Regions from separate parts of the Homo sapiens genome. Here regions 1 and 2 are each linked to region 3. A link is an interaction called in ENCODE POLR2A ChIA-PET data of the cell type or tissue named here. Cell type or tissue: MCF 10A. All regions are shown on one strand.

Region 1 (2,500 bases), 210 kb before region 3:
ATAGCAAACATGGAGCATGGTACTATTGTGGTGACTTTGTACTGACTCATCATCATCAATAAAATAACTTACTTCGTGAGGAACTCTGCACATATTTCCTAACATCTAGTTCTGTTCTAGGGGTTATCTTAAACTTGGGACCAACTTTCTAATTTTTTATCTCTCAGGGTGAAATGCATCCCTTTCTTCTTTATCCCATGCATAGGTAAACATTACCCATAGTCATGTTCTAGCTTTTAGAAAAAAAAAAAATTCTAGTCTGAATTTTCTCTCCCATTCTTTAACAGTATCTTTGTTTTCTGGCTTTTGCTCCGATATTCCACAATTCACTCTTGTCTCTGCTTCTGACCTTTACTGGTGCTGCCTCAAGACTCAGCTTCCATTAAATGAGATCATTTGTTCTATATTTAACTGAATATTAAAAAGACAATGGGCCTAGGAGGAGAACAAAACTTTGCCCTAATATCGGAGAAGCTGAGCACAAATATGGTGCTCAGGTGGAGGGGTAGGGGATGATGCCAGAATGGAAGATCGGAATCAGATTGCAAAAAGTCCCCTATGTCACATTGAGAAGTTTCAATTTTAAGTTTAAAACAACAAGAAATTCATAGAAAACATATATATGTGTATTCACATGAGATCAGATCTCTTGTTTAAAGAGGTTCAGTTCGTAGTTCAACAGAAATGTTTGATAAGCACCAATTTTGTGTCAGGGTCTATGGTAGGTGCTTAGGATACAAAGATGGGTAAAACATGCTCTTACTCTCAAGGAGGAGATGGAACTACAACATGACAAATAATAGTACAGGAGGAGTCAAGATTAATTTCTCAGTCTTTATGCTAACAGAAGTTTTTAGGCAGAAGAAGGACAATGTTTAAAAGTTAAATAAAAATAGCTCTGCTGGCTGGGCACAGTGGCTCACACCTGTAACCTCAGCATTTTGGGAGGCCAAGGCGGGAAGATCACATGAGCCCAGGAATTTGAGACCAGCCTGGGCAACATAGTGAGACCCTATCCTTATATTATTAAAATGATAATTTTTAAAAAAGTTCTGTTGTCAGTGTGGAGGGTAAACTAGACAGTAGAAACAGGGAAAGTGTTGAATGTAAATTTCCATTCAGTGTTAGTTGTCTTCATTATAATAATGATTATCGTCAACTTTTGTCCTTTTCACATGTGAAATCACACTTTGGGGACTCTTACCTAATACATTTCTTTCTAAAATTTAGTAACTGGCACCCATTTGGACAGATAAAACACAATGATGGTACCAAGACAGCAAGACAGTTGGTGAAGGCCAGATTTGCTTTACATACCAAGAGTTCTTGCCTGTTTCCAAATGTTTTGGGTGGATGTAGTTTCTTTGGAAATTGTCCAGCTAAGGCTTCTTATGAATAAAAAATGTTGCTCTAATTAAAATCATTCAGGCCCAAGTTACATTTTTCCAATAATTCACTTGTGATTTATAATTGGAGATATATACAATATCAAATTACCTAAGTGGGGAGGGGGAGGGAGGAAAAGAAAACTAAGCTCTGTTGTAAGAATCAGTTCAGAATATTGCTGACTTCATAAACGAAACCACTCAGGCTTTCTCCCAGGCAGCAGTTGATATATTTATAGCCTTGTAATTTGGTTACTTATCACTTAGCTTATAAGTGAGTCACCCATGAAATACATGCACAGAGACCAAACGTGCTAATTACAAAGGTAGAGTGTAGATGGGAGGGCCCTGTTAGGACCCCTGTTTAATAGCAGTGGCAAACTGTTGGGAAAGGATCATTTATCATGAAATGACATGAAGGCTCAAATGGCAGAGCTTTCGAGTCTGGCTTTAAAGAGCTATTCAGCTTTGCTCCTGTCAAGTGGGACTCCTTGTCTCATCATCACTGCCTTCCAGTTTGATATGCTGTGTTTGTTTCACGGAGGGGTGATGGGCGGGCAGCAGGGAGGGAGAGCGGTGGGAAGGATGGTAAGGGAGGCTCAGGGCAGGGAATAGCTGAGCTATTTGAGAGGAAGTGTTTGTGTTAACTTACTTTTTACTTCAGAAGTGACATTCTGACAGAGCTGTCAGAAATTACATTTATTTATTTTAAAATTTCCACATTATTTTTTTCCTGAAATGATTTCCCATTCCAGACTCTACCTGGTGAAATCTTGTTCATCTCTCAAAACTCATTTCAAAACCGACTTCCTCCATGGGAACTCAAAGGCCTTAAATTTTCTTTCAAGCATATCCTAGCATATTAAATTTAAATGGAAGGTGCTACTTTTAGGTGTAAGAAAAATTTCAAGTTATCAGCCAACACATTGTCCTATATCAAACAAAGGTATATTTAAGCTTATTTCATCAATTATTTCCAAAGCTTTCTTTTGTGACTAAAATTGTGGCTTCACCTAGCATTAAGAAGAATGAATTAGGCGGGGCATAGTGGCTCACGCCTGTAATCCCAGCACTTTGGGAGGCCGAAGTGGGTGGATCACCTGAGGTCAGGAGTT
Region 2 (2,500 bases), 200 kb after region 3:
ATTGGCTTTTTTTAACTCAGCATAATTCCTGGAGATTCATGTATATATCAATATTTAATTGTTTTTTAGTTCTGAGTAATATTTTGTGGTATGTACTACAGTTCGTTTATTCACTCATTGAAGGATAAGTGGGTCATTTCCAGTTTTTTGGCTATTATCATTAAAGCTGCTATGAATATTTGTTTTGTGTGTGTGTGTAAGATGGAGTCTCGCTCTGTTGCACAGGCTAGAGTGCTGTAGCATGATCATGGTTCACTGCAATCTTCGCCTCCCGGGTTCAAGTGATTCTTGTGCCTCAGCCCCCCGAGTAGCTGGAATTACCGGTGCCCACCACCATGCCTGGGTAATTTTGGTATTTTTAGTAGAGACGGGGTTTTGCCATGTTGGCCAGGTTGTTCTCCAACTCCTGACCTCAGGTGATCCGCCTGCCTTGGCCTCCCAAATTGCTGAAATTACAGGCCTGAGCCACTGCGCCTGGCCTGCTATGAATATTTGAGCACAGGCTTTTATATGAACATAGATTTTGTGTCTCTGGAATATATGTCAAAGAGTACAACTGATGGGTCATGTGGGAGTTGCATGTTTAGTTTTATATGAAAGTGCCAAACTGTTTTCAAGAATGGTTGGACCATTTTAAGTTTCCATCAGCAATTATGAGTTATCTAGTTTCTCTACATCCTTGTCTGCATTTAATGTTGTCACTATTTTTATTTTAGCCATTCTGATAGTAACTGTAGTGATTTCTCATCGAAGTTGAAATCTACATTATTTTCCTGATGGCTAATGATGTCGGAGACCTTTTCATGTGCTTATTTGCCATCTGCATGTCTTCTATGAAAATATCTGTTCACGTTTTTTAAATCAATTTTCTAACTGAATTATTCGATTTTTTTTTAATTTTTTTTTTTATTTTTTAAGACAGAGTCTTGCTCTGTTGCATAGGCTGGAGTGCTGTGGCGTGATCTCTGCTCAGTACAACCTCCACCTCCGGGGTTCAAGTGATTCTGCTGGCTCAGTCTCCTGAGTAGCTGGGACTACAGGCACGTGCCACCACACCCAGCTAATCTGTTGGATTTTTAGTAGAGATGGGGTTTCACTGTGTTAGCCAATGGTCTCAATCTCCTGACCTCGTGATCTGCCCGCCTCGGCCTCCCAAAGTGCTGGGATTACAGGCGTGAGCCACCGTGCCTGGCCTATTTGATTTTTTAATTTTTGAGTTTTGACTGTTCTTTATATATTCCAGATAGTAGTTTTTTGTTGGATTTGTGGTTTGTGAATATTTTCTGTAGCTTGTCTTTTCATCTTCTTAATAGGATCTTTTGGAGAGCAAAGTTTTAATTTTGAGAGATCCAATATATCAATATTTCCTTTTATGGGTTGTGCTATCGCAATCAAGTAAAAGAACTCTTTGCCTAGCTCTAGATCTTAACATTTTTCCCTTATTTTTTTCTAAGAGTTTTATAGCTTACGTTTTACACTTAAGTCCATGGTCACATATTTTTAAGTAGGTGTTTAGATCCTGCTTGACATGTCTCATGTCTGAAATAAGCCTTAGCATGTGGAATTCTTTCTGTCCTCATTTTTTCCCTCAAGCATCTACTGAGTGCCAACTATGGCTCAAGTCACTGATACCAAATCATGTGTACAATTCCTCATTAGATAAATATTTCAGACTTTGCAATGAGTCAATTGAGTGATGTACTTCAGGGCGTGGCCTTTGGAACCCAACTAGCTTGGTCAAACCTGGTGCCACCTCTCAGCAGCTTTGTGATCTTTAGCAAGTTACTTAATACCTCTGAAACTCAATGTTTCACATCATTCACATCTCGATGAAAATAATAATACCTACATCACAGGATTGTTGTGAGAAGTAAATGAAACATTATGTGTAAAATGCTTAGCACACTGCCTAGCACATACATAGAAAACATTCAATAATTTTTAGTCCTCCTCCTTCCCATCCCCCCATGCAAAGATTTTTCTGGATACCTTCCCCAACTCATCATCTGCTTCCCCAGAGTCTCCAATTCTTTCTCTCTACTTCTGGTCTTAATTATTCTACTTCTTTTATTAAACAACATTCTCAACAGACTTTGGCATTTGATAGGATTTCCTATCTCCAATTTGTTTGTGGTATTCTTATATGTGTCAAACTATCTTTGTTTCCTGTATGTGTTATGTATCTCACCAACGACATATCTCCTCAAGGGCATGCCATGGCCCTAGTCTTCCATAGAGTCCAGCTCTATGTTGGGCAAGTGGCCCCTAATACACTGACAGTGGAGAATCTAAATTAAAACATTTTGTAGAAATGTTTTTGTAGAAAGCAATTTTTCAACTTCTGTGGAAAGCAATTCAGCAAAATGAATCCAAAACATTGAATACTTTGACCTAGTAATTTACCTTTTTCAGAATCCATCCTAAGAATGGTCAGATACTTGAATAAAAAAATTTATATATGGCTGGGTGCGGTGGCTCACGCCTGTAATCTCAGCACTTT
Region 3 (2,500 bases):
CTTAAAAAATAGTTATTTTTCTTTTTCTGGAAAATCTTACTAGTAATCTCTTTAGGTTGCATCCCCTACTATTCCATCTGAACACACTGGCTTTCCACATGTTGCAGGATTGGGACAGCCTGGCAGTGACCCAGGAACACAAAGGGGCAAGTAAAGTGGGGTGCAATTTCATTACTGACCACTCTTCTCTAGGGGCCACTGCACACTTACCCTCCTCTGTGCTGCAGTTTGCAGAGCCTGAGGTCCAAGCAAAAGAAGCATTGTCTCACAGCTGTAAAGCATGAATTGTGTTTGTGGATTGCATTGCCCTGCTTCTTGCTCGTGCTTGTTCTTGTTTTCCTGGCACAAGTGCCTTTGCTCCTAGAATGGCCGCTTATCTCGGCTGACTGCTATTTGCTAACAATGGGCTCACTGGGTTGTTTTGAAAAGTCACATGAAGTTTATAATTCTGTCTGATGCTACCTTGGACTTATGTGTGCTAAATAAGCCTCAAACACCAAAACTGCCTTAAAACCTAAACTAAGCTCAACGAATGACTTCTTCTCAGGTATGCAGGCACCGGAAGGAACCCATACACCCTGCCCAGCTAATTCTACACCTCTTGTCTGTGTTGCTCTTCCACAGTACTGCTAGTTAGACCTTGCACTCTTCTCCATCTTGAGGCATTTGGTTCCCTCTACTTGCCCAGTGGCGCTCAGAATTTCTTGTGGAGCAGCTCAGGTGGTGAGGGAGGGAGGCACGGACACTGCCCCCCATGTCTCTGCAGGACGGTGGGGAACTGAGGGGTCCCTGACCAGCTGCCTCTCACGGCTTGATGTGTCACCTGATGGCTTCTCCCCTGGCTCGCACTGTGGGCCCACACTGTTTGCCAATCTGCCTTTCTTCCTGCCGGTGCTTTTGCTGGGGGAGAACCACAACCATCTCCAGTGCTGTTTTACAGCCTCCCACCACTCCACAGAGCCTCTGAAGAGCATACCTGAAGCCTTGATTCTGTCCACCTGATTCCCCTGAAGCTCACCAAAAAGGGAGCTGCTTGTTTATCCTGCTGTCAGCCATTTCCCATCAACGTCTGGCCCAGCGAGCTGTGTTGGGGCCAGCACTGCTTTAGTACCAATAGTCTGGCCCTCTTCCAGGTACTCATTGCTAGCGAATTCATCTTGCTCTTGAATGCGAAGTATGAGTCAGAGGTAATGCTGATGAAACCTCCGGCAGGTCAGGACAACAAGGGCAGACCCAAGCCACGGGGGGTGAGGTGGGGGGAGAGTGGGCCAGAACTCTGCTCTGCAGAGCTGTGGTTTGTCCTGAAGTCTGGTGCTGTGTTAGTGCAAACAACATCAAATGCAATTCAATTACAACTGTGTACTCATCACTGGGCCGGGCTGTCAGAGGCACAGAAGTATACGTTAGTTTCTGTAGGAGTTATGGCCAGCAGCCCAGCTTCTTAACTGGATTTAGTTTGAAAATAAATGCCTCACTGGACAGTGACACTTCTCAACTCTTTCAGGGAAGAAAATTTTTGCTTCTGGTAGGCTGATGTGTGACTTTAATAATCTTATCATTAGTCCTGAGTCGGGGGCTTGTCATTCAAAGTTGTCTTTCATCTTTTGTGTATGTTGTTTTCAGACAGTGGCAGCTGAAGAATGACTGTATCAGGGACATTCAATGATGCCCATATTTTGAGAGGTTAAATTTCCTAGAAACCAGCTTCTAGTCTTTGTGTGTCCTGGCTTGTGCTCTTTAAAGAGACTGAAAAAAGCATGTTCTACAAAATCCTGTCTTGCTCCATGGTAATGAGGTCAGACAGACCTCCCCAGGAGCCTGACTGGAGCTACTATACAACTGTGGGGTGGCCTTGGAAACTTGGAGACATTTGGGGCGTGCTGAGTCACTGCTGCAGCTCAGGCCCAGGGCTCCTGTCACCACTTTGGGGAGCTGGTGGTACAATAGAGATATCACTGTGGTGGGGCCTGGAATGAGGGCCTGTCATGGGACAGGGCACTGTAAAGAGAACAGTAAGTAGTTTTTAGTTATTTCTTATTAGAAGGAATTTCCTAATGGAAAATGCTCCTCCATTAATAGGATTTTCTCTGTACAGAAATTTATTGCTTATGACTATTGGGGTCAATTCCCATTGGCATCTGAGAGCTGGAAAATGACAGCTGTCATCACAAGTTTTCTGAGAAAAAAGTATGTTTTTTTCCTATGTTGGTCAGAAGCCAACCAATTCATTGCCAACCAATAAAGGTACAGCCAAAGGGAAAAAGAATTATTAAGAGTTTTAATTGCCCCTGAAATTCCAGATAGAAAATTTTACATTCAGTTACACCTGATGTAGCAGAAAACTCCAAGGGACTATCTAAGTTCTTTGGCCAAACCAGATTTGGTTTATTTAACATTGTCTAGAATGGATCATTGGCTGGGACTTGTACATATGTTTGTTATATGGGGATTTTCTCAGTTAAACTCAGATGGAAACTAAGACGAAACATATATATATGTG

Evidence for each region. Peaks named below come from ENCODE experiments on the same cell type or tissue, not always from the same donor. Only the 100,000 strongest peaks of a DNase experiment are listed, where the experiment ranks them.
Region 1: POLR2A ChIA-PET joins it to region 3 with 5 read pairs; 2 of 35 experiments call an interaction of 5 or more read pairs at or near these places.
Region 2: POLR2A ChIA-PET joins it to region 3 with 6 read pairs; 3 of 35 experiments call an interaction of 5 or more read pairs at or near these places.

What each region holds. Positions count from the first base shown.
Region 1 is chr4:128,391,712-128,394,211 of GRCh38, forward strand. No RefSeq gene overlaps it. Among named protein-coding and RNA genes, the nearest start is that of LINC02615, 35 kb to the right of the region's middle. RefSeq lists an enhancer at 1,503-1,672 and a cis regulatory region at 1,588. In MCF 10A, no CTCF peak of the experiment used is centred here; no DNase peak of the experiment used is centred here.
Region 2 is chr4:128,795,467-128,797,966 of GRCh38, forward strand. No RefSeq gene overlaps it. Among named protein-coding and RNA genes, the nearest start is that of JADE1, 13 kb to the right of the region's middle. In MCF 10A, no CTCF peak of the experiment used is centred here; no DNase peak of the experiment used is centred here.
Region 3 is chr4:128,600,337-128,602,836 of GRCh38, forward strand. No RefSeq gene overlaps it. Among named protein-coding and RNA genes, the nearest start is that of LINC03140, 31 kb to the left of the region's middle. In MCF 10A, no CTCF peak of the experiment used is centred here; a DNase peak (open chromatin) is centred at 1,175.